Linked DNA regions of Mus musculus: region 1 is linked to region 2. A link is a loop called in an ENCODE intact Hi-C map of the cell type or tissue named here. Cell type or tissue: left cerebral cortex. All regions are shown on one strand. Each heading gives the region's core, and the rest is flanking DNA. Links, peaks and the distances in the headings are about the cores only.

The links. A loop is a pair of places that touch in the nucleus more often than their neighbours do. Peaks named below come from ENCODE experiments on the same cell type or tissue, not always from the same donor. Only the 100,000 strongest peaks of a DNase experiment are listed, where the experiment ranks them.
Region 1: a loop joins it to region 2, with 2.3 times the contacts of the local background. A loop is called at or near these places in 8 of 42 quality-filtered maps.

Annotation. Positions count from the first base shown.
Region 1 is chr9:73,039,328-73,055,145 of GRCm38, reverse strand. It overlaps Pigb (phosphatidylinositol glycan anchor biosynthesis, class B), which reads left to right and starts at 15,447. Exons shown (of 12, transcript NM_018889.3): 1 at 15,447-15,684. The coding sequence starts at 15,555. It overlaps Pigbos1 (Pigb opposite strand 1), which reads right to left and starts at 15,428. Exons shown (of 2, transcript NM_001308425.1): 1 at 15,281-15,428; 2 at 12,364-12,714. The coding sequence starts at 12,643. The coding sequence ends at 12,470. It overlaps Rab27a (RAB27A, member RAS oncogene family), which reads right to left and starts at 10,336. Exons shown (of 6, transcript NM_023635.6): 1 at 10,135-10,336. In left cerebral cortex, for the core only: CTCF peaks have their summits at 10,889 (motif pointing left) and 12,215 (motif pointing right); DNase peaks (open chromatin) are centred at 10,320, 10,868, 14,794, 15,466 and 1 more place; H3K4me3 peaks cover 3,020 bases; H3K27ac peaks cover 2,308 bases.
Region 2 is chr9:72,961,340-72,977,564 of GRCm38, reverse strand. Dnaaf4 (dynein axonemal assembly factor 4) reads right to left here. Exons shown (of 9, transcript NM_026314.3): 3 at 16,174-16,225; 4 at 15,425-15,650; 5 at 13,329-13,474; 6 at 12,287-12,396; 7 at 8,380-8,533; 8 at 5,487-5,592; 9 at 4,498-5,238. The coding sequence ends at 5,123. Gm23567 (a small nuclear RNA gene) reads right to left here and starts at 7,963; the gene lies at 7,857-7,963. In left cerebral cortex, for the core only: a CTCF peak has its summit at 8,877 (motif pointing left); DNase peaks (open chromatin) are centred at 8,699 and 8,897; H3K27ac peaks cover 1,167 bases.

The DNA.
Region 1 (15,818 bases), core at 7,819-15,818, 74 kb before region 2:
AGAGCCACCTACAGCAGAAGCCAAGGTCAGCAGAAGCCAAGGTCAGCAGCGGTAAGGAGAGATTGGGCTCACTCACACCCTCTGTAATTCCAGTCCTAGGGGATCCAATGTTCTCTTCTGGCCTTCTTGGCACTGTACATATATATATGGCATATATACATACATGCAGGTCAAACACTAATACACAACAAACAAACACAAATAAACTGATTCCCAAGGCCTAATCTCAAACCTAACAGATTACAGTCGCTGAAGGAGACACATTGCATGCTGCTTTTAAAGGGAGCTTTAAAGAGACATAATGAAGTTGTCTTGTGACTCACTGTCTCTCTGGCTCCTTGCAGCATAAAGCCCTGAGTAGTTCTGTTTCTTTGTCCTTACAGTCAGGGTTCACAGGAACCTCTCTTTCTGTGTTTGCCCTCTGGGGAGGTAGGGATGAGTTGTGTTGTTGTTGTTGTTGTTTAAGAGAATGCCTGAGCAATCTGAGGGGGTGAGTGTAGTGATGGCTCAATGATTAAGAATACTGACTGCTCTTACAAAGGACCTGAGTTCAATTCCCAGCACCCACATGGTGGCTCCCAACCATCTGTAACTTCAGTTTCAGGACCAAATGCCCTCTCTGACTCCCGTGGATATTCATACACACTCCCGTAAATATTCATACACATAAAAAAAAAAAATAACATGAATCTGAAAAAAATTTTTCTATGTACTAATAAACTGGTATTCTGGATTTAGTTATTTAAAATAAAGTTCAGGGGCTAGAGAGATCTCTCTGTAGTTAGGAGTGCTTGGTGTTCTTACAGAGGACCTAGGTTTGATTCTCAGCACCCACATGTAAGCTTACAATGACCTTTAATGCCAAATCCAAGAGCTTTGACACCCTCTTCTGGCCTCTGAAAGCACCAGGCACATACATAGTACACAGACATACGTGCAGGCAGACATACATAAGCATCAAATAAGGTAAGACGTTTAAGAAGAAAAAGCAAGCAGCCTTCTCAAACTGCCTGTTCCCCTATTCACCTGTTAACTATTAACTTAGCACTCACCACCTTCTCATCTAGGTCAATGGCTCTCAACATGGATAACAACCCCTTTGGAGAGGGTTGCATATCAGACATCTACATTACGGTTCATAACAGCATCAATATTACACTTACGGAGTGGCAACAAGATAATTGTATGGTTGGGGGGGGGAGAGGGGGTCACCACAGAGGAACTGTATGAAAGGGTCACAGCATTGGAAGGTGGAGAACCGCTACTCCAGGTCATTTCTAGGTAGTCAGCCACAGTGGCTCACCGAGAGAGCACATTAGATGGAAGAGACCGGCCGGCCACAAGCAAGATAAATATAATAGACTCATCTCAAACAGCAATAGATACTGTAGAGACAGGAACTCACTGACGGCACAAAGTGGGCAGAGACGACTCTAGCAGCAGCTCTCTGGGGGCTGACAGAAAATTCACCCTGGAGGACAAATACAATCATTGTGGCAGACACTTCTGGGCAGCTTTAATGTAAGTCAAGACCATAGATACTCAGTCATTTCAGACAGTTTCAAGGAAATTGCCTCAGTGGTTAGTAAAATTCCATCGAAAGTCCCCCTCGGGGTTGGATGGCGGCTCAGTGGGTAGAGTACTGGCCTAGTTCGCATGCAGCCCTGAGTTCAGTTTCTAGCATACCCAGAAGTAAAGGCAGTTTCTAGCATACCCAGAAGTAAAGAAAGTTTCTAGCATACCCAGAAGTAAAGGCAGGAGAACTGGAAGTTCAAGGGTTTCAACCGGAAAGTCTATCTATAAATAAATACACGAATGAATGAATGAATGAATGAATGAATGAACGCCACTTCCTTTGAACACTCAAACAACACAGCTGTTTGGACTGCCTACCTCACAGCTGGTGGCAGTGAAGAAATATCAGCCTAGACACATTAAAAGGTTCTTCCTAGGAATCCTGCCTGCTGTCAATCCCTCAGTGGTGTGGTACCTAGCTTCGGGCCAAGGAGACTAAGGGAAAACCTGGCTGAGCCACATGATTTTCAAGGCCCCTTCCAACCAGATCTAAAGTTACACAACTGTGTCAGTGTAACCAGTAAGGTTTCCTTATCTGGGCAGCAAAAGGGGCTGGAGAGTTAGGAGGAGGCTTCCAAGACTGACTCTCAAATGCAGAAAACCTCCCAGCCAAGCAGAACCAATCGATACCGTCTCGATAGTTTCTTGGCTCCGTGGCACAAAGCTATAGGAGGCTGCTGGGAACTCAGGAAGTACAGACGCCGGTAGGCTGAAGACGTGAGGTGGCCACAGGCTTTGTCTGCCCAGATCCCTGTCACTGTTTGGTTCTGCCCCCCTTTGGGGTCACACAAAGAGACATTGCAGTCCAGCCGTTTGCTTGCCAGCCACAGGGCTTACTCTTTTTTTGTTTTTTGGGTTTTTTTTTTGTTTTTGTTTTTTTGGGTTTTTTTCGAGACAGGGTTTCTCTGTCTAGCCCTGGCTGTCCTGGAACTCACTCTGTAGACCAGGCTGGTCTCAAACTCAGAAATCTGCCTGCCTCCTGAGTGCTGGGATTAAAGGCGTGTGCCACCATGCCTGGCTGGGCTTACTCTTCTCCTGAAAGCAACCTGTGCTCATCAAGGGCCTCACCGGTCCCCACTGCACAGCAGCGGCCCTTATAAGAGTTAAAAACATGTAGAGGCAACCTGGAGTGCTGGCCCACGCCTTTAATCCCAGCACTTGGGAGGCAGAGGCAGGTGGATCTCTGTGAGTTCTAGGCCAGCCTGGTCTACAAAGGGAGTCCAGGTCACCCAGGGCTATTACACAGAGAAACCCTGTCTCGAAAGATCACAACAAACAAAAAACATGTATAGGCATTGTCTTTCTCGATGTCCGACGGTTGTGAAGAGGTACCGTCACCATGGCAACTCTTAGGAAGAAAATCATTTTAATTGGAGGCTGGCTTACAGTTTCAGAGGATCGGTCTATTATCACCAGGGTGGGAGTATGGCCTCACACCTTACTGGAGCAGTAGCTGTGAGATCCACAGGTGGTTTGGGGAGGCAGGGAGTGTGAGCATCAGGTGGATTTTTGAAACCTCCAAGCCCACCTCCAGTGACATACTTCCTCCAGTAAGGCCACACTGACTCCAAGTAAGTATGAAACCAGCCTGGGACTATAAAAGACCCTGTCTCAGACAGACAGGTAGACACTGAAACTCCCTGGTGAGGGTGGGGTGATGACCCCTGTTGCAAGCTGCTAATGTGATACCTTACGACCGATTATCAGTGACTTGGAAAAGAGAAGACTCCCAGTGACTCCTGACAGTGGTGGGTCTTTTGTTTTCAGTCACGGGGCACATAGATGAGTGACTTTCCCCACCCCCACCAGAAATACCAAGCAAACAAACAAGAAAGCCCATAGTCTACTTTATGTTCTCATGCAGAGCAGAGAGGGATAATGAAGGGTTAGCCTAGTCTCTAATAAGAGAAGCGAAGCCCAGAACAACCAACAGACTGCTGAGTTCTCCCTGGCATTCCTTACTGTTCAAGTAAGATGTGGGACAGAAACTAACACAAGAAGTAAAGAAACCCTGCCCACAACTATGGATTATTTTTTTATTTTTTATTTTTTGGTTTTTTGAGACAGGGTTTCTCTGTGTAGCCCTGGCTGTCCTGGAACTCACTCTGTAGACCAGGCTGGCCTCGAACTCAGAAATCCACCTGCCTCTGCCTCCCAAGTGCTGAGATTAAAGGCATGCGCCACCACACCCGGCTCTGGGTTAATATTTTTAAATTATTTTTCCATATTCCTTTTATTGCAATATTATTTAAGTTTTACATCATAGGACCCAGGAACCAGTTCAGTTGATAAGGTGCTCGCCTGGCACACATGAAACCCTGGGTTCCATCCCTGGTACCACATAAACCAAGAACGGTGTCTCAGGCCTGTAATCCTAGCACTTGGGAGTGGGAGGCAGGGGGATCTGAAATTAAAGGTCATTGTTGGCTACATAGCAAGTTCAGGCCAGTCTGAGCTATAGGAGACTCTGTCTCAAACACATGCACAATTCTTAGGTAACCTGAGGGAGCAGAAGGAGGCTCCTGCATGCCAAGCAAGCACGTATCGAGTGGTGTTCCCAGCCACCAGCAAGAGATCTCTATCTATGCATCCGAACAGACTAAAGCTTTATGTCTCACTTCCCCAAGCCAGGCTAGTACTGCAGGAATTAAAGTGCTCACTCTATTATGTTTAGCCAGGTGATTGATTGACGCCTTGTCTTTGCCGCTAATGATACAAATACATAGGAGATTAGTGCACAGGAACACCCAGAGGATCTGCCATCCACCCACGCGGTTGGACCAACCTCAGCAAACAAGAGAGAACAGACTTTTCTGTCTCTTGGCAACCAATTTTATTATGCTTTGACCTGGCAGCTGGAAAGGCTTAATATGAATTAACCACCATCCAGGTTGTGAAAAAAGACCAGGGGCTCTGAAATACGGTTTCCCTAGTGGCAGACAAAACCTCGTTCGTTTTCAGGATTGCCTGCCTGCCTTCCTTCCTTCCTTCCTTCCTTCCTTCCTTCCTTCCTTTAAAAAGAGACTTAGATTTTCCCCCCTATGTGTCCATTTTTCTTGTCTGTATGTCTTGTACCACATTCACGCCCACAGAAGTGAGAAGATGGTAGTGATCCCATCCCCTGGAACTGGGGTTATATAAACTTTTTAAAAAAAATGTTCTTAAGCGTACTTATTTTATGTGTATGAGTCTTTTGTCTGCATGTATGTATGAGCAGGTCATAAGAGGGCACTGGATCCTCTGTGACTGGAATTATGGAAGGTTGTAAGCCATAATGTGGGTGATGGGCGCCAAACCCAGGTCCTCTGGAAGAGCAAAAAGGGCCACCCCACCCCACCCTATGCATAACTTCTTAAGGGAGGCATTGTGCCACTGGTCCTGGCGCTGGCCCTGGCCCCTCCTCCTAGTCTATGTGACATGGACAGATTTAGCCTCTGTAGGTAAGGATCTCCTTAACTATGAAGGACTAAAGTAAAACTAATGCTCTCTCTTGTTTCTAGCGCTAGAGCCATTAACAGATTCCCATCACCATGGAAACCCACGGCTCAACCATTCTTTGGACGATATCGCACATTTCCTGTATATAAACATGACCTCTAACTAGAGCTGTGTACATGTGTATTTTGGAATAAGGGGGGATGGTGCACATTAGGAGGTGGAGTCAGGGAGATCAAGAGCTAGCTTGGGCTACATCTCAAGACCCTGATTTAAAAGAAAAAAATTGAAGACAGATTTAAAAATTGAATCACTTTTATTTGGTAAATTTGAAACCCTATCCTCAAATTAGAATTTCATACAGACATGGTAACACACACCTGTAGTCCTAGCATAAAACAGACACTCAGAAGTTCAAGGGCATCCTCAGCTACGCAGAGTTCCAGCCTAGCCTGACATGCATGAGATCCAATTAGACAAGAAATAAAGAAGGAAGGGAGGGAGGGAGGGAGGGAGGGAGGGAGGGAGGGAGGGAGGGAGGGAGGGAGGGAGGGAGGAAAGAAGGAAGGAAGGAAGGAAGGAAGGAGAGAGAGAGAAAAGAAGAAGGAGGAGGAGGAGGAGGAAGAGGAGGAGGAGGAGAAAAAAGAGAAAGAAAGAAAAAAGAAAAAGAAAGAAAGAGAGAAAGAGAAAGAGAGAGAGAAAGAAAGAAAGAAAGAAGAGAGAAGGGGAGGGGAGAGGGAAAAGGAGAGAGAGAAGAAAAGGGGGGGGGGAGAAAATTCCCATCCCTTTTAGACAAGGCACTCAATTTTAATTGACAATAAATAAAATGTGTTAATGGACCCCAAATCATACAAGAGAAATGATGAGCTGAGCCCCCACACTGGAAGGCCCTAGCTAGCTAAATGTTCACTATTCCAGTCCCTCACCCCAGGACATCAGGTTCACTAAAAGCTTTTATCGCCAGAGTCTGCTCTCAGGCTAATCAGCTTAGGGGAAGCCAGATCATCAACTCAAATTTCCTCATCCCCAAGTGGAGAAACAAACACAGTCCAAGCAAATCTCAGGGGGCACAGAAAGGGAGCGCTTTTGAAGGGAAGCGCTACTTCCTCAGGAGCCAATCATTTTCTTAACAGGGGCAAGAGAGCTTTCTTCTTAGGGGGGCTCAGGCTTTAAGCTGCAAGCGTTGTTCTGTCCTTCAGAAGCATCAAACTTACTCTATTTTATTTGGGAAATATGTTTTATGTGTGTGTATAACTACTGCATATATATGTTAAAATAATTCTTTCCTATTTCATAGTGAATCTATAGATAAGACACATGCCAGGAAAAGTCTTAATAACAAAAGAAGAAGGTAAACTCAATTGAAAAAAAAAATCCCATATATAGGCTGGAGAAATGGCTAAATGGTTAAGAAAGATTCTTCCTAAAGGGAACCCAAGTTCAGTTCCCAGCACTCAGGGGTGTGTGTGTGTGTGTGTGTGTGTGTGTGTGTGTGTGTGTACAAAGGAGGAGGAAGGAAGGGAGGGAGGAAGGAAAAGAGAGAGATAAAGAGAGTAACCATAAAATTAGTTATCATACTTTATAGGCCAAATTAGTTCAGTTCTCACTGGGAAGCCTCCCAACTCCTCATTGGGTGGGAAGCCCCATTCAGTAGTGTAAAGTGGTCTATAAAGACGCCTGCTAAGAAAGTCCAGACTTAACTGTTGCTTCTCAACCTTTCTGTCTCAACAGATCAAATGATCTTTCACAGGGGTTGCCTAAGACAACTGGAAAACACAGTATCAAGATTACTTATAATGTAGCAATGAAAATAATTTTATGGTTGGGGTCTCCACAACATGAGGAATGGTATCGAAGGCTGGAAGCATTAGGAGGTTGAGAACTGCTGGACTAGATAGATGGTCCTGGAGTTTTATCCAGTAACTCGAGTGCACATTCAGCCACAGTCTTACACTTGGTTTTGCCTCTGACTCCTTACAAAATAAGATTCAAAATGAGTCAGAGTGACACTCTGTCTCCAGGCAGACAGGGTCTAATCAAGGATGGGCTGGAGGCAGGGGTGGCTCAGTGAATGAGAGAGCACTTGCCTAGCATCTGCCAGGCCCTGAGTTCAAGCCCCAAGAATGAAAGGGTGTAGTCATGGAAATGGGCCAAGTCACAGAAAAACAGCTGACAACTGAAAGTAGTTACACAATTAAGTGCCAACAGTTGGCCATTTCTGTTAGAAGCCACAGAAAGGTTCATTCATTATAGTGCAAAATATTCATGAAGAAATTAATGTCCATTTCCTTCGATTTCCAAGAACTCCACTCTTGCTCTAGACTAATGTAAGAGGCCAGAAGATAGGTCAGCTACTAAACAGCCCTGCCTAATTTTCTCAGGGCCAGGGCAGAGGGCTGCCTGCTGCCACCATCACAAGACAGGTGCAGGAGTGTGGAAGGAGCCATTACTACTCAGCCGGCCATAAGTTTGTTCTGCATGCTGGCCTGGACTTCCAAGGTAGCAGAGAATAACTTCTGATCCTCCTGCCTCCGTGCCCAAAGAGGGTATCAGGGCCACTGGGACTGGAGTTATGGGTGGTTGTGAGCTGCCCTGTGGGTCCTGGGAATCGAGCCTTGTCCTCTGAATGCTCCTAAGTGCTGAGCCATCTCTCCAGCCCCTTAATAATAACAACTTAATAACCCTGATTGCAGCGGACACAATAGTGAATGAGCCTGACCCCTGGCCCTCACAGTGGGCTGTGCTGATCGCAGCACGAAGGGGAAGAGGACAGGTAGAGAGGGGACAGGCAGGACAAAGTGGGATCTCTATTTCAAAAAAAGAACAAGATTAAAAGTGCTTTAAGAGGCCTCAGCAGGAACACAGCTAGAGAAGGTAGTCGGGATGGGTGCCAACAGTAGAGAAATGGTTATTAGAGCAGATGTGACCGTGGCCAGGTATAGGGCACACCTGTAATCCCATTCAGGAGGCTGAGGCCTAGGCTACACTCTGGGTTCCAAGCTATCCTGGGATACATAACGGAGCCATGTTTCAACTACCACACACACACACACACACACACACACCCCAAAAAACTAAGTAGACAAGATAGCTCAGTAGTTACCACCAAGCCACACAACCTGAGTTAAATCCCTGGATCCACAAGGTGGAAGGAAAGAGCTGACTCCTATAGACAGTCCTCTGACCTTCCATACATATGACACCATACACAAATGATCAATACATGTTTATGAGTATTTTGCCTACACGTACGTACATGCAGCACATGTGTGCAGTGCTTTCAGTGGCCAGAGAAGGGAATCCAGTCCCCTGGAACTGAAATTACTCAGTGTTAGTGAGCTGCCATGTGGGTGCTGGGAACTAAACCCAGGTCCTCTGCAAAGGCAGCAAATAATTCCTAGTCACCAGAGCATTCAGTGAACGTCAATTTTACAGTTTGTTTTTTTTATTACGTATTTTCCTCAATTACATTTCCAATGCTATCCCAAAAGTCCCCCACACTCTCCCCCGCCCCCCCCCCCACTCCCCTACCCACCCATTCCCATTTTTTGGCCCTGGCATTCCCCTGTACTGGGGCATATAAAGTTTGCCTGTCCAATGGGCATCTCTTTCCAGTGATGGCCGACTAGGCAATCTTTTGATACCAGTTTGTTTATTTTTAAGTGTGTGTGTGTGTGTGTGTGTTTGGTTTTGTGCAATGAGTGCAATACTGGCAGAGTCCAGAAGACAGCACTGGGTTCTCTGAAGTTGGAGTTACAGGCAGCTGTGAGTTGCCTGTTGTGGGTGCTGGGAACCGAACTTGGATCCTCAGGAAGAGCAAGCAGTCTGTGCTCTAAATGACAGAGCCATTTCTCCAGCCACTTACCAAGTTTTTAAACCAAAAAATATTTAGTTCTACTCAAGTTAGACTCAATAAAATGTGTTCAGGGTGGACAAGAGACATGGAAGAATGAAGAGAATTGTTTGGCCTGAGATTCTCTAAGAGTGGAATTTCTTTACTAAGATGGGGAAACAGGTATCAGGAAAGGAAGTTAAAAGTCTGGTTCCCAAAGGCGGCTTCCCTCTTCAAAATGCCTGTGCGTGCTCTAAAGCCAAGGCCACAGAATTGAGAAGCTGACCGTAAATTCCACACAGAGATACAAGGGACTCTTCTGCACAGCCAAAAAAACTCGTAAAAGGTGGCAAGGGAGGGGGTGGGGCGGGGTGACGTCAGAAATAAACAAACAACAACAACAACAACGACAAATAAGACACACTGTGGAGAGGAAACGGAAAGGTGTTGGGGTGGGGGGGAAGACCAAGGTAAAATAAGAAGGCAGCTCCCATTCAGGCGCGCTTAGCATTTCTGAATACCCCCCCTTCCTTTCTTTTTGGTGTTTGTTTTTTGAGAAAGAGTCTCCTGTAACCCAGGCTGGTTTCAAGCACACACTATGTAGCAAAGGCTGACCTTGAACCCTGGATCCTTCTCTGTCCACCTTCCAAATGCAGGGATTACTTTTCCCATACCGGTTCCACTCTACAGGGAGCTTTAAAGAATACGAAATGTCTCCTGCCTTCCTCACCCGGCTGGGCTGAACAGCTAAGGCAGAACAGCTGTTAGCCCTTGGGCTTGAAAGAGAAGCCTAGGGGAATACTCCAGACAACAGCAAGATGCAAAGGCCAGGGGGGCTGCTGAGACGCCTCAAGATCTCCTACATTACAGAGCTGGCTTTCCAAATCGGTACCCAGCTACTGGGCCAGAGACCCGGTCTTGGCAAAGTGACCAAAATATGTCATCCATCAATTCTACCTCCGATAGGGTGACTCTAAGACCAGGCTGACCAGCTGGGTTCTCTGAATGACAGGAAAAGGCAGAGCCCTTTCTCACCTGAAAGCAGCAGGACTCTAAAGACTTTAAAGTCAAAGACTTCTAAAACCGAAGTGAGGGAAGGACAGAGGGATGGGCAGACCTATTTCTCTTCCCCTCATTAAAGGGATTTTGGCACCTAGATGCCACCCGGGATAACCTTCAGCCCCTGGAACTCCAGAAAACCAGCATCCATTCCGAAGATCTGTCCCCTGGTTGCCCTAGGGCTGACTTGCTCGCCTGCAATCTGCAGCGCGCCCAGAACGCTGAGTGCTCACCCGGTTTGGTGCTCTGTCCGGTGCTGTCCCTGCGGTGTTGCGTCCCTGCAGTGCTAGATTCCCAACGTGCCGCGTCCTCGCTGTGCTCTATCCCTTAGGTACTCCCTTCCAAATGGAGCTCGGGACCCCGTGCGACTGGCCTTTTTTGGGTGCTTGGCGCTATTTTCCGTCTGGCCCCACATCACTTCCCGTAGAGGAGAGCGCGGTGGGGGCGGGTCCTGAGCGGCCTCCACCTCCGCCTCCTGTCACCTGCCCGCAGGCCCCCAGCCACAGAAACGACTGCTCGCCTCGCCTGGCACGGATCGGGTCTCCTCGCCCCTTCTGAAAGGTGTGAGAACCACAGAGGGTGGTTTTCCTTGAGACCAAGAGAGCCATTCACAAAAAGCTCAAATTGCCCCAGGATCCGGGTAAGGCGAGGCGTGCCCTGGAGACTCCAAAGGTCTGTCCTAAAAGCTTTTTCATGGCTGTGCATCCTCCCTGGAGACAGCTTGGGCATGGCCTACTGGGGTTCCTGGACTCGATGATGAGAAAAATAGGTAAGATTCAGTCAGAAGAAAATAAACACTATTCTGGAAGGCAATGGCCAGCGGAGTCTACATGCACACAGTCTAACTCGGATTACACTCACCCTGAAGTCCTAAAACACTGTTAGGGCAGGCAGTTACTGCACAGTAAGAGGGAAATTATGGGGTGGCATAACATGCTAAGACCCGGCAGGGTCCGGAGCAGCCTATGACCCTCTGCTGCCTCCTAGTGGCCTTCTACCGATGCCTAGGGTTTTCTGTGAGCAGTCTGGGTCTCAACCTGGGGATGGAGGACATTAGCCAAATCCGTCCAAAGGTGGTTCTGCGCTTCACACTGGCCTTTGGGCCTGCCCTGTTGCTTTCAGAATTCCACTTCCAAGACAAGCAAAATGCTGAGAAGGAAGACTGGGCTAAGTTCTGTCCATGCAGTTTCATTCATCCCTAGGGCCTGCCACCACAAACTCCGCGGTCCAGCTGTCCCACCCACCTGCACACCCAGTCACCCCTCCTGTCTGTAGCTACTAGGACTGCACCACAGTGCAGTTTCTCAATCTGTAGATGGCAGCTACTGGAGTCACCCACGCTTGTAAGCAACCCCAATAAACTGGACCGGTACAGAATCTTTTCTATCATTCCATCAGGGCTGAAGAGAAATACCCTCCCCAGGAAAAGCAAGGCAACCATCTTCCTTCAGGCACTAGCTCTTTTTTTTTTTTTCTTTTTGGTTTTTCGAGACAGGGTTTTTCTGTGTAGCCCTGGCTGTCCTGGAACTCACTCTGTAGACCAGGCTGGCCTTGAACTCAGAAATCCGTCTGCCTCTGCCTCCTCCCGAGTGCTGGGATTAAAGGCGTGTGCCGACGTCACCACCACCCGGCTCTGGCACTAGCTCTCAAGGAGCTATCACTAGAGGCCAAGACAGGTGGATTTCTGAGTTCGAGGCTAGCCTGGTCTACAGAGTGAGTTCCCAGACAGCGAGGGCTACACAGAGAAACCCTGTCTCAAAAAACCAAAAAAAAAAAAAAAAAAAAAAAAAGGTACCAGCTTTCAATACCATCACCCTGGAGACCAGGCATCCTACACATAAACCTGGAGGTGACGAAGGTCTATGAACTATATTGGGGAACAACACTGTCACTGGTAATGGCTGGTACTTCTGATCCTCCTGCTTCCACCTGAGTGCCTGGATCACACAACTGCATCACTTTGCCCAGGGTGTGAGGTGCTGGTCCTGAAACCTAGGGCTTCATCTGTGCCCTGAGACTTGACTATGCATCTGGTTCCAAGAGTCCATGTCTCAGCCTGGTCTGAGATTATGTGACATACTCTAAACCAGCAAACAATGAAAACAAACAAACAAACAAACAAACAAAAAACATGCCAGACTAGAGAAATGGCTCAGTGGTTAAGAGCACTGACTGTTTTTCCAGAGGTCCTGAGTTCAATTCCCAGCAAACACATGGTGGCTCAAAACCATTTGTAATGAGGCTCAGATGCCCTCTTGTAGTGTCTGGATTTATTTATTTTCTGTATATGAGTACACTGCTGTCTTCAGACACACCAGAAGAGGGCATCAGATCCCATTACAGATGGTTGTGAGCCACCATGTGGTTGCTGGGAATTGAACTTAGGACCCCTGGAAGAACAGTCAGTGTTCTTAACTGCTGAGCCATCTCTCCAGCCCAAGAACTACCTTTATAAATAACTTAGATTCATTACCCATGATTTATTTATTTAAAGCATACCTAAAGTCTTACTAGACTAATAGTCGGTGTGATTTCAATAGAACGTTAAGCAAGGTTTACAATTTCAGTTTATGCAGAATTAGCTCCCTTTTCTTCTGATTCTTCCAACAACTTCACCTTTTCTTTTAATTCCTTCTGATCTCTGGAATATTGTTCAAATATTGGCTGATAAATATACATTCCTCCAGCAATTCCAAGGATGGCAGCAAAAAGCAGTTGTGGAAGTGGCAATCTCCCGAGCATTGCAGCGGCAGGTAGCGCACAAGCTGAGGGTGGCTATGCTCCCCGGGCAGCAAACCGCTTCAGAGCTGTTTCTAAGGAAAAGGGACAAAAAAAAAAAAAAAAAAAAAAAAAAAAGGACCACTTAGTACAGCAGACTTTTAGAAACAATTTTATTTTGTGCTATGTGTGCGACTGAGTGCAGGAGTCTGGAAGCCAGAAAGTTACAGGCAGCTGTCATCTAACACAGGTGCTGGGAACTGAACTCAGGTCCTCCGGAACAGCAGCTCACTCTTCACTCCAGCCCCATCTGCTCTTTAGAAGACTTGTTACTACTTTCCTCTGGCATGAATGTTTTGTAATATTTAAAAATCACTAACTAGGGCTGGAGAGATGGCTCAGCGGTTAAGAGCACTGACTGCTCTTCCAGAGGTCCTGAGTTCAATTCCCAGCAACCACATGGTGGCTCACAACCATCCGTCATGGGATCTGACGCCCACTTCTGGTGAGTCTGAAGTCAACTACGGTGTACTTATGTATAATAAATAAATCTTTGGGACTGAGCAAGCAGAGGTCCTAAAAAAATTCAATTCCCAACAACCACATGAAGGCTCACAACCATCTGTACAGCTACAGTGTACCCATGTACATAAAATAAATCTTTAAAAAAACCAAGAATCACTAACTAATAAATACATAAGGGTAGCATGACAGCACATAGGCTTACTATGGGATATTTTCTAAAATCTCAATTAGGTTGTCAGTAGTTAAAAATCATATTTTATATTAAAATTGTTATTTCTTCCAGGCATCGTAGCACATGCTCATATTCCCAACAGTTGGGTCCAGGCAAGAGGATCAGGAACTCAAGGTTACCCTCTGGCTGCACTGCCAGTTGGCGGCCAGTCTGGATTCCATAACAGGTTCTCGGAGAACAAGTCAATAAAAACCTTAAAAAGGAACCTATAGGGAATGCAAGTTTGAGGGTGGTGTGAGACAGAGATGCATCCTCTTCTATCAGGGGATGTTCCCAGGGAGTTATTTTGTGTGTATTTGCCTGTGAGTTATTTTGTGTGTATTTGCCTGTGAGTTATTTTGCATTTGAGTGTTTGTTCTGGTTCTTTATGATAGGCAGGCTGCTCTAGATTACAATTCTGCCTTCACCACCCCAGTGTTAGGATGACAGGTGTGCGCCACTAACATGGCTGCTGGAAGTCTTCTCAGAGCGTTTAAACTGGTAATTTTCAAAATGGCAAAAGGAGGGGAAGGGATGGCTGACGGCTTTCAAGTCGTTTAATACTTTTTCTCCAAGAGGTGCCCGAAAGGACTCAGAAGTGAGTGTCTCTGTTTAAGCTTCCTCTAAAGGATGATAGAGAGAGGGGACAAGTGACCTCACTATGCCTTCTGCAGTAGCTGTAACTCTTTTAAGCAAGCTGTATGACAAAAGCGATTTTTAAGAGGCTGTAAAACTTCACTGAGCCAGGTGTGGTGGTGCAGGATTTTAATTCCAGCACCAGGTGTGGGCAGAGACTATGTGAGTCTGAGGCCTGTCTGGTCTAAAGAGCTGAGTTCCAAGCCAGCCAAGGCTACATAGTAAGAGCCTATCTCAAAAAAAGCAAAAGCAAATTATGTTGAGTTCTTTTGATATTTTAGGAGAAATCAAACGCAAATCATTTGCATGCCTTCTTTGAGAAAAATGGGGTGGGGGTGTAGAAGATTTTGCTTCTCGATCCAACAACTGAAAACAGTAGAAAGTGACAAATGAACAACACAGCACTTTCCGTGTCAACCCCCTCAGCATCTGGGTCAGAGGCTGTGAATGAAGAGAGCACAGGGAAGGAGCCACACACTTTCTGGACTCCGATATGGATCCTTAATCCAAGCCTCAGGTCACAAAAATAATCAGCAACTCCTTCCTGTACTGTAAGGAGCTTGCCCTAAATAGTTCTCAGGCATAATTTAAGCTCGCCGAGGAAAGAAAAGCATGTCTTCTCCTGGATTATACAGTTGACCACACAAAAGACAATTTATGTGTATGGGTGTTCGTCTTCATGTATGTATCTGCAATAGCACGCATGCCTGGTACCCTCGGAGACACCAGGCTAGTATATGGGTATTCTGCAAGTGCAGTCAGTGTTTTTAAGCCCTGAACCAGTTCTCCAGCCCCCACCAACTAATTTTTTAAATGCCTTGATTGCTGGTCATGATGGCCCATGCTTTTGATCCCAACATCCATAAGACAGAGGCAGGAGTTTGAGGCCAGTCTGGTCTACACAGCAAGTTCCAGGCCAGCCACGGTTATATAAGACTGTGGCCCTGTCACAAAGATAAGAGGAGACAGAGTGTGGTGGCTTAGGCATTAAATCCCAGCACTCATGAGGCAGAGACGGTAATTCTCCCGAGTTCAAGGCCAGTCTGATCTACATAGTGAGATCGACTCCAGAAAATAAAAAGTTGATTAGAAAATAGATAATTAGGGATAGAGAAATCCATTGGGGTGGTAAAAAATTGATAATAAAAATTCATTGAGTTATAACTTTTTCCTATTATTGTAAGAACCGTGATGAAACTTCCCACGCGAGGACGTGGCGTGAGGGATGAGCACCGCGGTCACCCGGGAGCTGGTCCTCAGCGATGCACTGCCTCCCTCTGCTCTGTTACCTCCGAGCGCCTCCTCGGCGGGCGCTGTGCGAGGTGTGTCAGGCGGAGTAAAGAATCCAGAATCTTTATTTTTGTCTTTTCCAGCATTGAACACTGGTCAGGGAGGTTTGCTCCTGACCCACCCGGAGACTCATCCGCTTCCGGCAGCACTTCCTGCCGCGGTAGTGCCGGAGCAGCGAAGGGACGGCGGCTCGCGGGGCCCAATCTTAGTGGCATGTGTCCGCCTACAAGAAAGTGAGGGGCGGGCACCGTGGGCTGCAGGTAGCCGGGGAGGATGGAGTCCCAGGCCGCCGACTATAACCCGGCCTCCCGCAATCTCCACGGCAGCTCGGGAGAAATGAAGCTGCGGAGGAGGAAGTCCAGGCAGTACGTGAGCGCGCAGGAGAAACGCTCTCCGCGCCGTGGTGAGTGCCGGGCTCACGGCAGAGCTCGGGGCACCTGGGACTACACAGCGTGGTGGCAATGAGCTCAGGCTCGCTGAACACAGTCTCTTCGCTGTGTTGTGCTGACTGTGCTTAGACGTGTCTCAATCCTCCTG
Region 2 (16,225 bases), core at 4,644-12,643:
GTCTCCTTTCTTTTTCCTTTTTCTTTTTAAGCCCTTTTCCTCTTCCGACATACTTTCTTGTTGCTCTGTAAGGATTTTCTGACCTGTCTTGACTGCCTCTACACACAGTTTCAAACAGTAACAGAGTCCATATATCAGAACAAACAAGACCAAAACTATCAGACCTACCCACAAAGGGTCAATGGGAGAAAAAAGCATAACTACACAGCAAGGATCTATTGATCACTACACTGAGGTTATCATAGTTCCTTAACTTGTCCCCAAACAGTGAACCTTAACTTGTCCCAAAGCCGGGAACCTTTAGTTACCTTGTACCTGCTTCCTGGCAACGTTATATTCCCCTCTATTTTATCCGAGGTCCTTCCCAAACTCCTGGGTTACTTTGTGCCTACTTCCTGGCAACTTTATGCTCACCTCTATTTTATCCGAAGTCCTTCCCAAACTCCTGGGGTCGCAAGTTTCACTCACCGTGAACTTACCCTGCCGGCAACCACTGACTGCTGAAAGTTCTGAACTTGGTGGGGGAGTCGGTTCCCCGTACGGGCCACCAATTGTCGCATCTGCTCTCGCCAGCAAGAATGACGTGACCACCAGTCCTTCTAACAACAGTTTATTCAGTCTTCATCTTTCTTCTTTCTCTTCATCAGTACCGTTCCCCAGCTGAAGAGTTCTGAATCCACGCCGGATCCTTCTCAACAGTCTGTTTTACAGGAACACTTCATTAACCGCTCCTTCCCAGTGATGCAGTTCTAGATCCTTCCTGTAGCAGGGGGTCTTCGCTCTTGCCTGAAGATGTTTCTTTTCCCAGGTTTTCTTGTCCCGGGATTTCTCGTCCCGGGTCTTCTCGTCCCGTCCCGGGTCTCAGCACCAACTGTTGCGCGCGCTCAACTAGCCAGGAAGAACGATGCTGCAACAGGATCCTTCTGCACACGTTTATTCAGTCCTGTTTCTTCTTGTTTATATCTCTCTTGTTTATATCTCCCTTGTTTTTATATCTCCCTTGTTTATATCTCCCTTGTTTTTATATCTCCCCTGTTTATATCTCCCTTGTTTATATCTCCCTTGTTTTTATATCTCCCCTTGTTTATATATCTCTCTTGTTTTTATATCTCCCTTGTTTATATATCGCCCTCGTTTTTATATCTCCCTTGTTTTTATATCTCCCCCGAACCCTGGGCCTCTCACTCTTTTATACTCTCAGTTCCCATCCATGCACAGCAGGCCACGCCACCTCACCAGGCACGCAGCTTCAGCTAATCAGGGCAGCAGGGGCAAATCTCCACCAAATTGGATTCACCTGTATCCTGGTACACCTGCGCAGCACTCAAGATGTTTGTGGTTTATATGAGGAAGTCAGGTGCAAGTCATATGACTTAGCTGCAGTCTCTGGCTCCTTTAGGACTGCCGCCACACCTGCTCCTAACAGTTAAGAGCACAGACTGTTCTTGTTTTGTCCTGAGCACCATGGGAAAAGGGGAAGGGACTCACAGCCCCTATAATTCCAGCTTCCCAGGGATCATATGCCTCTGGCCTCTGAGGCATCTCCACTCACCAGTAAGTACCCACAGATACACACACAGACACACAATTAAAAATTTAAAAATAAATCTTAAAAAGTGTTCAAAGCTAGGCATGCTGGAGTTCACTTGTACCCTGAGGACTCTGCAGACTTAGGCACAAGGACCAGAATTTCATGGTCAACCTGGGATAACACAGTAGAATTCTTTCCAAAAAAAAAAAAAAACAAAACAAAACCCACCTGAGAATACCCCACTTTATAATAAAGTTACCTATGTCTACACTACCAAAAACCACACACAGACAGGTCTGGTGGCACGGGCCTATAGCAACCACTCAGGAGACTGAGGCAAGAGAAGAACAAATTCAAGGTCAGCCTGATCAACTCAGTGAGACCTTTCCTCAAACAACTATGTGAACTGAAGTTTCTAAGAACAGTCACACACCTATTTAAAGGTTGGTTGAGTTGGAATGTTACAGATTTACAAACAATCTTTGGGACTATCTCTAGTCCCCTTACTAGCCATTTATCCCAGCTCTGTATTTGACCTGGCATCCTGTGATTATGAGGTAGTCATGCCTTTGGAATGCATTAACTTGGTAGGTCATTGGTTTCCAACAACCCAGCAGCTAAGAATGTTTCAAATAGCACCTGAAGCCTTGCTTTACTGTGACCTGCTGTTCCCACCAGTGTATGGAAAAGTGCCTGGATTTGTGGCTTTTTTTGTTCTGTAACTATAAACTTCTTCAAACTATTTTCACATTGAAGCATGTTACTAAGGGCTGTATTAGTCGGGGTTCTTTAGAGTCACAGAACTGATGGAATGTTTCTGTATATTAAGGGAATTTGTTGTAATGACATACTACAGTGTGTAGTCCAACTAGCCCAACAGTACAAAGCTATGGATGGGAAGTCCAAGGATCTAGTAGTTACTCGGTCCCACGAGGCTAGTTGTTTCAGCTGGTCTTCTGTAGAAGTACATTCCAACGGATGTGCTGAATATATGGATCCCACTAAGCTGCAAGGGACTTTCATCATAGCACATGCTACTAAGTACACTTACTAAGACAAAGGAACATAGCAGCCTGGCCTGGTGGCTCACATGAACCCAGCATTCAGGAAGTTGAGGCAAGAGATTGCAAATTTGAGGCCAGCTGGGTTTCAAAGGGAGTTCCTGACCAGCCAGAGCGACAGAGTGAGGCCTTACCTCTAAAAGCCAAATATACGTATATTACCATTTAGCTGGGCATGGTGGCCCACACCTAAAAACCCAATACTTGGAAGGCTAAGAGAGGAGGATTGCCATGATTTCAAGACCAGCCTGGGATCCATAGCTTCTACCAAGCTAGCCCCCTACAAATGAGTGAAGAGGGGTCCGTGAGATGGCTCATCTCCTTGGCAGCCTCCTAAGCAAGAGGTGTGAATCACCACACCAGACCCAGCTCTAAGATATGGTTAAGTTTTTGTTTTTGCCTTTTTTTTTTTTTCTTTTTGGTTTTTGGAGACTGTGTCTTTGTGTAGCTCTGGCTGTCCTGGAACTCCGCTCTGTAGACAAGGCTGGCCTCTAACCCTTACAGAGATCCACCTGCTTCTGCCTCTTGAGTGCTGGGATTAAAGGCATATGCCACCACTGCCTGGCTATAGTAACTGTTTGTAAACCCAGCATTGGCAAGGCTGAAACAGAAGGACCACCATGAATTCCAGAAAAGACAGAACTATAAAAGTAAGACCTGTCTCACAACATCAAAATCTGCAAACTAAATTTGTTTTAACTTTCATTGGGATGAATTTTTTATGCTTTATTTACTGTGTGTGTATGTGAGTTTGTGCTCTGTTGGGATAACCTCCCGCCATGTACAGTGCATCAGTGTGAATGGTGCCCCAGCCCCAGTCTCCTCAAGTGTTAGTTGCTGTGCCTGAAGTGCCAGGTGCTGGTGGGATATGATATTGTCATTTCTATAGCCCACAAGACTGCTTTCTATTTATAAATGGTGCCCCTCACCTGCCGGAAAAGCAGGTAAATGATTCTGAGATTATCGAGTTAAAAGGCAACTGTCCTGGGGGAGGTGCCCAAAAGGGAACACCTAGAGATAGATCTGGCATAGTCCTGCTGATGATTGGTTCAGAAAGAATAAACTGTGAACCACTCCCACTATGCTAATAAGTTTTTTGTATCAGGAAGGAGGAGTGGATTTTGATGAAAATAACTGGAGGCTGAAGCTGGGGGAGGGGCAGGATGTGGAGAAAGTCAGTGAGCCACAGAGTCCCAGGGTGGAGATCTGGTAGGAGATTAGCTGAGTCTGGACAGCTAGCTCAGGACACTGCCCTCAGCAAAAAGGCCAGCAGGCTAATACTATAAAGATGTCTCCATGTCTTTATTACTAAGCCCCAAACATGACACCCAAAAGCAACTACAATAGTGCTCAGAGTGATCAAAGAAGGCATCAGATCCTTGAAGCTGGAGCTTCAAGTGGTTGTGAGACATCCAATGTAGGGCTGGCACTGAACTTGAGTCTTCTGGAAAAGCCACAAGTGTTTTTAACCATTAAGCTGTCACACTGGCCCTTGATTTTTTTGAGACTCAGTCTTACTATGTGGCCCAGGCTGGCCTGGAAGAAGGCCTCTTCATTGTATTTCCTACTCAGGAGTGCTGGGATTAAGGGCACACACAAGACCCTGCTCAGTTTTGTTTTCAACAACAGCCTATACCTAAGTTCAAAATATGGCTTAGGGACTGGAGAGGTTGCTCAGTGCTTAAGAGCCCTGGCTGCTTTTCCAGAGGGCTTGGGTTCAATTCCCAGCACCCACATGGTGGTCACAATAGTCTGTAACTCCAGTTCCAAAAGACCTGATGCTCTCTGCTGGCCACTGCAGGCACTGCATACAACAGTGGTACACATTCCTACAGGCAAAACACCCATACCCAGAAAATTAAGTATAAATAAATAAATCTCTTAAAAAAATAAGGTTTTCAGAGTAACTGGTTTTTCTGTTGTTTATTTCTTCACTTTTTCTTGAAACAGTTTCACTATGTAGCCCAGGCTAGCCTGGAATTCTATATCCTTTTACCCAGCAGACCCAGGGTTGGTATGCAATGTATATTATACTCTAACTGGTCTAGCCTCAAACGACAAATGATACAAAGAAAACTATGTGGTTATGTGTATCTATAAGTGACTAAAATTTGTTTACATATTATACCAAAGCCAATCATTTAGAATGAAATACTATATTTAATATAATAAGAATATTTTATATGCACAATCTTTTATGTGGAAATTCTATTCTGTAGATTCCTCAGTAGTATCCTGGCAATTTCAACAGCAACATCAGAGCCCAGCCAATCCCTGTGCCAAGATTGAGGACTCAAACAGCCTGTTCTCTGGCTTTCTTTTGTGTTTTGCATGCTGTCGAGCTCTGGCTGGCCTCAAGCTCATAGAGACTTGCCTACCTCTGCCTTCCCGGTACTGGGATCAAAGGCAGTGAGAGCTAGGCCATTTTCCCCTTGGAGATGATTCGTCAGGCACTGCCATTCCAAAGGCTCACTAGCGCGGTACTGTACAGAGCTACAGTACTTGCAGAGACTCCTGTGCCTAGCTGCCTCTAGTCACGAGACTTCAGTGCCGTCCCTTGAATTATATTCCGAATCTTCTCTGCATCGTTCTGTACAACTGTGTTGGCTGGGTCAATCTTAAGTGCAGCTTCATAATCTTGCAAGCCTGTATTGACATATCAATAATAATCAATAAAGCAAGTATTTCATAAATACCTGTGTTATCTAGACAACTTTTTGTCTTTCTGAAACAGGGTCTCCTGAAGCTTAAAAGACTTAGACCTTGCTGGGATTGCAGGTGTGTGCCACCACACATAGTTTATATGGAACTGGGAATCTAATGGCCTCATGCATGCAAGGCAATGAAATGGGTCTACTAACAGAGCTATGGCCATGCCTCCATCAGTCTCTTACCTTCAACATACAATTCTAGTTGACAGAACGCTGTCCCTCGTCGGACGTGTGCCTTCATTCTTGCATTGGCATTGTCAGCAACAGGTGGTGTCAATAACTCTAGTGCCTTTCAAATAATGTATATATAATTAGGGATTAATGAGATGGCTCAGTGGGTAAAGTGCTTGCTCTGCAAGCCTAAAGACCTGTGTTCAAACCCCAGCACCCACATAAAAGAAAAAAAAAAAAAAAAACAGGCATGGCTGAGTGTGCTAATGTCAGCTCTGGGAAGCAGAGACAGAAGGATCCCTAGGGCCGACTGGTTGGCAGGCCAGCCAGCCCTAGCTGAATCAGCAAGGCCCTGATCCCAGTGAGAGACCTTGCTTCAACAAAAAGGTGAGGAGTGATAATTAAAGAAGAAGAGTCTATGGTACAGGAGTGGACATGGGGGAATGAAAGAAGAAAGAGAGGAACTTGTATAATCATACTTTAACTTAACACACACACACACATTGCAAGTGTGAGGCTAGAAAGATGGCTCAGAGGTTAAGAGCACAGGCTGCTCTTGCAGAGGACCTGAGTTCAGTTCCCAGCACCCACATTAGACATCTTACTAATGTCTATAACTTCAGTTCCAGGGGCTCCAGTCTCATCCTTTGCATTCATGTGCAAATAACCGCCCAACTCTCCACCACACACAGACATACACATAACTCAAAATAAATCCTTAGAAAACAAAATAACGGGGGCTGGTGAGATGGCTCAGTGGGTAAGAGCACCCGACTGCTCTTCCGAAGGTCTGAAGTTCAAATCCCAGCAACCACATGGTGGCTCACAACCATCCGTAACGAGATCTGACGCCCTCTTCTGGAGTGTCTGAGGACAGCTACAGTGTACTTACATATAATAAATAAATAAATAAATCTTTAAAAAAAAAAAAGAAAAGAAAACAAAATAAGGTGACCAGTGTCTGAAGAACTCCACCAAGATTGACCTCTTGCCACTACGCAGGCCCAAAACCACATCCACACACATACTACATGTGTGTATAAAACAGTCAGGCAGAATGCTCTGCACCTATAGTTCCTGTGCCTGGAGCATTATTAAGCTGGGTGTAGTCACAGGCTTGCAATTCCAGCACTTTTGAGGATCAAGAGTGAAAGGCCATTCTCTACATACTAAGTTCCAGGACAGTCTAGGCTACATGAGATCCTGTCTCAAAAATAAATAAAACACTAAAAGTACAAACAAATCAATCAGCTGGGCCTGGTGGTACATGTCGATAATCCCGGGTATAGGGAGGCTAAGGCACAGAACAGCAAACTTAAGGCCTGTTCAATGTTAGCCAATGTTAGGCAATTTAGACCCGCACTATAAGTTATATTGGTAAATTGTCATGTGCTATTTGCACGTATTGAGAGCTGACTCAAGCATGTTTATTTCAAGATCTCCCAAAACTCCACATCCTAGGTCAGGTTCTCTAACGGAGAGAAAGGAAAATAGCTAAGTGCTGAGGCTGTGATTAAAAACATCGCACCCAGGCTGGTGAGTTGGCTCAGCGTGTAAGAGCACCTGACTGATCTTCTGAAGGTCCTGAGTTCAAATCCCAGCAACCACATGGTGGCTCACAACCATCTGTAAGGAGATCTGACTCCCTCTTCTGGAGTGTCTGAAGACAGCTACAGTATACTAAATATAATTAATTAATTAATTAAACAAAACAAAACAAAACATCGCACCCCTGAGAATGACTGGGTCTCAGGGTGAGCCATTCCCAGCAGAGCAGAGGTTACTACTGTTTATCACACAGCATAAAAAGGCCTGCAGTGGGTACATGAAGCAAAGTCTATGCTCTGTCTAGACACCTCTCAGTCAGGACGCCCAGTGTGACTCTCTCAGTGGAACTCCCCGTCACTGCTGCAGGATGTTGTCAGTGCCAGAGGCGATGATGTTTTACTATGCTTCACTTCCTGTCTGCTACTTGCTGATTGGTCTTTCACTTTGGCTCCCTCTTTGGAGACAGGAAGGAAGCCCGGCAACTGTAGAGCATCCTCTACACAGAACAAATCAAAAGGGAAAAGGGACCACACACAGCACAGCGCTTACCTCCAAAGGCAGAAGGGCTTAGCATCAACTTCTGGGGGCGGGGACTGAGTGCAGAACCAGCGCCTCACACTGGCTGAGCAGAGGCTTTACCATTAGGCTAAGTGCTAAGTCCTAGAGCATCCTTTAAACCAATAAAGAAGGCCTAGCAAAGGTAGGCCCGGGGCCCCACCCCACCCCCCTGCCCTGTGGATCGTGAACATGCTAGGTTCTATAACACACTTTTCAGACATCAGTAGTTTATTGTTTTAGTAGTCTAAGCACATTCCAAATGGAAACTCAAAAAGAAAAATTAGGAAATACTTCATGAATTTTTGTGTCATCCTTGCACAGGGACCATGATGCTCTTCTCTGCATCATTCCAATTTTAGCATGCGTGCTGCTGAAGTGAGCACACATTTCTCTCATTTGGTAACCTTGCCTGGAATTCGCCTGGCCTTGATCTAAGTGATCCTCTTCCTTCAACCCCTTGATGAGCCACTATAGCTGACTCTTCATGATAATCTTAAAGATATATATATAGATACACATATACATATATATATATACATATACATATATATATGGGTGTGTGTATTATGTGCATTGGTGTTTTACTTGCATGTATATCTACAGGAGGGCGTCAGATCTTGGAGTTACAGATGGTTGTGAGCCACCATGTGGGTGCTGGGAATTGAATCTGGGTCCACTGGAGGAGCAGTCAGTGCTCTTAACAGCTGATCCATCTCTCCTGCCTCAAAGCACTATATTTTTAAATGAAGTAAATACATAAACATATACACAACACACCCAAACAGAGAAATATACGTACCTTAGAAGAGTCCTCGATGGCCTTGTGTAGGTTTTTTAATTTGAGGTGGCAAGCAGCCCGATTCAAATACAATAATGGGATCTTACAGTTCAGTCGTATGGCTAAATTATATGCATCAACCGCTGCCAAATAGTTTTCTGTTGCAAACAATTTGCTAATGAGACAAAAAGAAAGGGCCAATTTAACATTGAAGCAGACATGAAAAAATAACATTGAGCCTACTTGGCACTTAGAGAGATGGTTCACCATCTGCCTTGTTTATTTCCTGTCAGATGGAGACCGCCTACTGCACAGACTCCAGCTTTCCACATACACCAAGCAAGGACCTTGAGTAGGGCAGATCCTCCCACCCAAAGGCTGCCCTCATTGGTTTAATGCAGCAGGTGTATGCCTATCTTTCTTGATAAAGGAATTTATTTAGGGATAGGAAAGGGGCTTAAACTGGCCTGAATGAAGCCGGTGACTTGGGCCTCAAGTTGGAGTGTGAAAAGCTGGTAAAACTTCTCCCCCTGCTGGATATGGAGGAGGAAAGCACACAGCACAAACGCTGCTGCTCGTTGGTAACCATGGGGAAACTGGTGCGGAGAACAGAAACAGCAACAGGAGGGAACAGCTCTTCATGACGTGAGGAAGCTGCTATGAGCGAGCAAGACACCCGTGTCGGTGTACCGTCAACACACACACAGCCAACACCAACCAGCCTGGTGGTGCAGACCTGTAATCCCAGTCATGTCACAGGCTGAGGTGAGAAGATTGCAAAATCAAGGTTTGCTCGGCCCACACAACAAGCTGAAGGCCAGCATAGGCAACTTAATGAGACACTGTCTCAAAATAAGGAAGGAATTACTGCAATCCCACGACGTGAGAGGGAGAAAGGAGACTGTGTCATGTGAGTCCCATGTCAAAACAAACAATAGGTGACATAATTGTAAAAAGGAGAAAGAGCAGGGGACATAGCTCAGTGTTATAGCACTTGTCTAGTTAGTGAGGCCCTTGAGCAAACCCCAACACTACAAAAATCTATTGGACGGACAGACAGAGTGCACAAGGCCAGCCAGCCAGCATCAGTACATCTTGGTAAAGAGACACATGCCCCTTTGATTTAGCATTAGAATGAAGCAGGGAGAAGCATTCTAAATATGATTTTTAAAGAATAACATGGACATGGTGCTAAAGGCCTGTGGTCCCAGGAGTTTGGAGGCAGAAGCAGGAGTGCTGATATGTCAGTTCAGTGGTGATGGCACACACCTTTAATCGCAGAGGCAGAGGCAGAGGGCAGAGGCCAGAGGCCAGAGGGCAGAGGGCAGAGGGCAGAGGGCAGAGGGCAGAGGGCAGAGGGCAGAGGGCAGAGGGCAGAGGCAGAGGCAGATCTCTGTGAGTTCAAGGCCAGCCTGGTCTACAGAGCTAGTTCCAGGCCAACTAGGGCTACACATAATTCTGTCTCAAAAACAAACCAAACCAAACCAACAAAAGCCCTAGTAAAACACATCCTCACATGCATGAAAGCGTAGGCTAGTCAGTCCAGCACTCGGGAGGCTGAAGCAGGAGAATCACCATGAGTTCAAGACCAGCCTTGCCTACACAGTGAGTTTCAGGCCAGCCAGGGCTGCAAAGTGAGAGCTTGTCTCAAACAAACAAACAAACAAACAAAAAACAAAGCAAAACAAAAAATAAAACCATAAACAAATACACAGCTTGGTGATCTCTTGCAGCATACGCAACTGATTTCTCCCTAGGGGATAAAAGTCCTCAAAAGGGAAGAGTGAATTTTCCCTCCTCCGCATTTTGTTAACATACTCTAAACACCAAGTACTGCAACAGAATAGGATAAGCTGTAAAACACAATCAATGGAAAACAATTACACCTGCACTGAGAAGACATCTTACAATAGCAAGTCTAACAAGCTTCTATCAGGAAAAGCAGGGTGAGGAGACTGGCCTGTCTCTATAAACTTTAGTTTATTTCAACACAGTAGCAAAGGTAGGTTTCCTGGCCCTGCTCTGAAAGCATTTAGGTACATGGGTTAAAAGGCAACTTTCAAAACGATGAGTGTAGACTGGGCTACAAGAGACCCTGGCTCAACAAAATAACAAGACAGTTCTCCATGGATCTCCTGTGACAATCTGGGGGGGGGGGTGAGGTGGGGTGGGAGGGGTGGGATCTACAGGTTGAAGCTAGGACTTCATGTGTCATACGTGGGAGGCATGTTCACCAAGCAGGACTCACAGCAACCTGGCACTATCCTGTTAGAAGACACTGTGTAGCACTTAACCTTGGCAGAGACTGTCTCTTAGGAAGCAGGGGACAGATTTATGCAAATAATAACAAACATAATAATCCCTTTGCAGAACAAGAGTTTACAGGTTTACTGAAATCTTTTTACACAAAACTTTCATTCTTTTCTTTTTTCTTTTTTTTTTTTCTTTTTTTTTTTGGTTTTTCGAGACAGGGTTTCTCTGTGTAGCCTTGGCTGTCCTGGAACTCACTCTGTAGACCAGGCTGGCCTCAAACTCAGAAATTTGCCTACCTCTGCCTCCCAAGTGCTAGGATTAAAGGCATGTGCCACCACTGCCAGGTTCAAATTTTTCATTCTTAAGGCTGTCCTCCCTCAGCTGTGGTGGAGGGCTACTGTGAGTGAGTATTCCACTCACCTGGCCTGCCTACACGCTGGCTCCGAAGGACTAGACCTGCAAAGGGGACCTGCAAGTGTATGCTGCTTGCATTTGCTCCCTGGGAGCCAGCTGCCTTTTTTGGGTTAGTTTGTTTGCTTGCTTGCTTGCTTGCTTGCTTGCTTGCTTGCTTGCTTGCTTGCTTGCTTGCTTGCTTGCTTGCTTGTTTTGAGACAGGGTCTCACTATGGAGCCCTGGCTAGTCTGGAACTCACTATGTAGATGAGCCCTGCCTCAAATTAAAGGTGTGTACAACACACCCAGCCTCACCATGCTTTTCAGACAGGGTCTCTCACTGGGCTCTGGGGCTCCTGACCAGGCTAGGATGACGAGGCTAGGATGACTGGCCAGTGAGCCCCAGGGATCCACCTGTCTCCTCAGAGCTGGGATTAAAAGCATGCATCATAATCCCAGCTGCGCACAGCACATCTCTCTCTCTTTCCCCATCTGTACCAGCAGGAGCTGCTTGGTCTCAGAAAGATGACACTAGGTGACTTGTTTTTGAAAGCTGTAGGTGTGCTTATGCACATAAAGATGGCTATGGTATCACTAGTGACAGACTCTTTGAGGGTCAGTGTACATTCTGATGTTGACTGAAATGTCATGTGTCTAATTGTATGTCCCATGGGCTCCTTTTTTTTTTTTTTTCTGGAATACTCTATGAGAAAAAGACAGTCTGTATGTTGCCCCTGCTGGTGTGTGACTCACTATATAGACCAAGCTGTTTCTGCCTCCAAGCTCCTGGGATTATAGGCCTCTTTTTGTAGCATTGGAGTTTGAACCAAGGACCTCACTAACTAGACAAGTGCTATAACACTAAGCTTTGTCCCCTGCCCTTTCCCCCTTTTTAAAATTACTTCACTTATTGTTTGTTTGGACATGGGGCTCACATGGTACAGTCTGGGGAACAAAGCCTTAAACCCCAGATCTCCTTTCTCCCTCTCAAGTAGTGAGATTGCAGCAATTCCTTCCTTATTTTGAGACAAGGTCTCACTAAGTTGCCCATGCTGGCTTTCAGTTTGTTGTGTAGGCCAAGCAAACCTTGCTGAGGACATTTTTTTTTCAATTGATGTTCCCTCTTCCCTAATGACTCAAGCTTGCATCAAGTAGACATGAAAGGACCAGCACATGGCCTGCCTACCCCAACAGCATAGCATGCACACTCACAAACACAAGGTCCAGCTAGTCCTGGAACATGATGAGCCCAGTGTGGGATGCAGGACACTCAGACAACTCACTTTCCCTTGTCTTTCAACCAGTCTGGATTCCTCTCTTCTTCTTTTAAGTCAAAGAACTCAGGAAGGTCAGTGCTCATGGCTCTCCGTGCTTCTGCTTGTTTATGCAGCCACTACAATGAGAACGCAGTTTGGTGGTGGACACTGTCTATGCTGGCTAGTGCTGTCAACCCATCTATGCTGGCTAGTGCCGTCAACCCGACAGTATATGGAAATCACCCAGGACGTAGGCCTCTAGAATACCTGTGGGATTATCCTGATTGCATTACTTAATGTGAAGAGACTCGTTTTAACTGTTGATGGAGCCATTCCGAGGGCAGGGGTTCCTGGACTGTGTTCATGAGGAGAGGTATAGAAACAGGAAACATGTATGGCCCCCATACACAATGAGAAGTCATTCTTGCATTAGAACTCTGTGCAATGCTTGCTGGTCTTTACTTTTTAGAGAGAAACACATCAAAGAACTTCTTGTGATATTTCAGTTGATTCTGGCCACTTCTGGTTTCTGCTGGATTGAGCCAGTGCTACTGTTTCATGTTTAGTGCTTGCTATTGAACCAGACTGCTGGTACCCTGACAGTGAAGAGTGGACTCCCGCAAGGAACTACTACGAAACAGGTCCACAACGCCCTTTTTCTACTAACCTTCTTTCACCCCCCTCTCTGGTGGTAGCTAGAAGGGAGGTTAAATCATTTAAGAACACTGAGTAAAGTAGGTTTAGAGGAAAATCTAAGCACTGTCTCAAACAAAAACAAAGAGAAAAACACTAAAACAAAACATGCAACACAAAACAAAGGAATACAAAACCTAACTTGTTTTGTTCTCCTTTCCTCCTCTCCTTTCTTTTCTTTTCTTCCCTTTTCTCTTCCTTCCTTCCTTTTTTTTTTTTCCTCTTTCTTTTTCTGGTAGGATCTCTCTCCATAGCTCTGGCTGTCCTGAAACTCACTAATTTCCATAGATGAAGTAGGGAAGGCATTCCACCAGCGGTGACGCTGACGCTGACACTAGCTGAAGTGGTGACTGCCTTACTGATATTGTGTGCCTACCTCCTCCTCTTCTGCGACTTGGGATTCCCGAAGTGCTGTTGGGAACACTCGAGGGGTAAAGCTGATTTGAATACTGCCAGCGGAGCGAGGCGCAGGGACTCTGTCTTCCTTTAACTTCTCAGGAAATATGTTTTCCCAATTCCTCCCTTCAAAAGCAAAGGCATCCAACAAGTCATTTATTTCTCACTTCTAACTAACACATTGACTTTTAAGATAATTATACACCAAAGCTAGTTCTAGGATTAATAACAAATAATAATAACAATAACAAAGAAGCAAATAACAAAAAATAAATAATAAAAAAACCACAACAACAAAACCCAACAAAATAAAACAAGGCAAAGCTAGGCCAGTGAGACAGGCCTGAGGGTAGATGCTTGCTGTGTAAGCATGGCACAAAGTGGAAGGAGCTGGGTTGGGCAGTGTACACCTTAGTCCCAGTACTCGGGGCAGAAGCAGGCTGGTCTGTGTGAGTTCAAGGCCAGACTGCTCTAATATAAGGAGGTTCAGGCCACCAGGACTACATAGTGAGCAAAGTGAGACCCTGTCTCAAAAAAAGGGGGGGGGGAGGGGAGGACACAACAGGACAACAATTCCACAGAGTTGTCCTCTGACCTACTGTGGCACACTTCCCCCCCCCCCACACACACGTCATACACAAATACTTTTCTGGGGTTCCCTGTTGAGTTTCTGTCTCGTTCATATCCACTTTGGGGGAGGCACACTAGGCAAACCTATGACTGACATGCACACCTCCTCCAATCTCTATGCCACACAGCAGTATCTCTACACACTTCCTAAAGAAGGGTGCTTTTCACCCATCACAGAGAACAGTAAGGAAGCAGCCACGATGATAGTGAAAGGCAGACAGTCGCATAAGGGGCTCAGCAGATTCAGAGGCTGCCCAGCCTGGACAAGGGGAATGAAGCCAGGTGCTAGGATGTCATCTACAGACAAGGAAGGATGCTGTTAGTTAGAAACGCCAACATACCTAAATATGACGCACAGGCTTAGAGGCAAACATTGAAACAGGTGGGAGAGGATTTCAAGAAACAAAGACTCAGAGTAATATACTTTCGAGAAAAAGGAGTGCATATAAATAAGAAAAGGAGAGGCTGGAGAGAAGGCTGAGCAGTTAAGAGCACTGGCTGCTCTTCCAGTGGATCAGGGTTTAATTCCTGGCACCCACATGGCAGCTTACAGCTATCTGTAACTCCAGTTGCAGGGGATCCAACACTCTCACATAAATATGCATGCAGGCAAAACAGCAATGCCCATAAAATAAAAACAAACTATTTTTTAAAAAGAAAGAAAGAAAAAGTAAAGACATTAAAATAAATCGATATAGGGCATTCAGGACAGCCCTGGACTACATACAATGCCTTCTCAAAAAAAAAAAAAAAGTGTGTGTGTGTGCATGTCTATGTGTGTCTCTGTGTGTGTATGCCTGCGTGTGTGTGTGTTGGATTTAGCTCGGACTCTATAAGCTTGCCTAGAAAAGCAGAAGGCCTTGGACTTGGTTCCCAGCACTAAGGAAAAAACAAACTTGTTTGCGGCATGGTGCCACACGCCTAAAATTCCAACACTATCCAGGTGGAGGCAGGAGGATCAGAAGTTCAAGGTCTTCCTCTCTATGCATCAAGTTTGAGGCCAGCCTGGGCTACAGGAGAGGAAAATGAAGAAGGTAAGTGAGTTGCCCGTCTTTTCCCTGGTTGCGTCCTTACACCAATTGTGTGGCTCCTTTCCTCTAGCCAATCCTTAACTAGTTCCCAGTGTCTGCCCTGTATTTTGTTGTTCTTTTCAATGCCTCTCTACACTTGATGTTTCCAGTTTGTACAAAATGACTACAGTGTGCCCAGTAAGCCATGTGTGACGGTGAATCCCTACAAGCCAAGCATTTGTGGTTGAGGCCAGCGTATCACATTCCAGGAGGTTCAGACCTACACAGCAAATCCTGTCTCGCCCCTCAGCAAAGGTCTTCCATCTTACGTCTTTGTGTCTTATTGCTCATTTTCGGTACACCGGAGCATGGCCTATGCCTGCAAAAAGATTTCTAAAAAGAAAGGAAGGAAGAGAAAAAGACAGGGGCGCCACACCTCTTGTGGGGAGGCGAGTGGGTGGGGCCTTCCGGGGCAAACCCCGAGGTTTTAGAGCTTTGGTCTCTTCAGCTTGCTTTCCCTCGAGCGGTTTCTCCTTCCTCTGGACTCTTTTTTGTCCGTCAGCTTTCTTTTGACATTCTTTCCACGCTTCTAATTCGCTAGTTGCCTTTTTCCGTTCATTTTCTTTCATATCTTCTATTTTTTTCCTCTCTTCTTCTTCAATCTACAAGCATTTTAATTAGCAAGTTCTTTAAAACATTCAAAAAGCAGTGGCTGTACAAGTGGGATGCGTTTGAGTGTCTGAGCCTTGGGATAAGAGCCTGGGTTTCAGTTTACACTAAAACAGTGGATCCCACTCGTGTTTGTGTGTGTGTATTTTTGTGTGTGTCCGTGTCCACACCTCCCCCAACCCACTAGGCTTCATGTAGGAGGCTCAGTGTCTGGTGGGGGTGGGGGAGTGACACGAGAAGTGGTGGGACAGTACACAGGTCAGTGGCCAAGAAGCTGAGGACCTAACTCGTGAGCTGCAGTAGTTGATCATTTGCCTAGCACTCCATCTGTAAACCAAGCTGGCCTCTGACTCTCAACTGCTGGCTGTTTCACCACAGTTGCTGATGGCTGCGACTTCTGATCCTCCTGTTTCACCCTCCTGAGGAGCCTGGTGGCCTGCACCCCCACTCCTGGCTGCACTACTTCTCTGACTCTGGCTCATCGGCACCTCTAGTGCCCTGGAATCTGTCGCTTACCTTCATCATCTCGCCTAGTGCGTATCTCTGGTCTTCTCGCTTGGCAACAGCT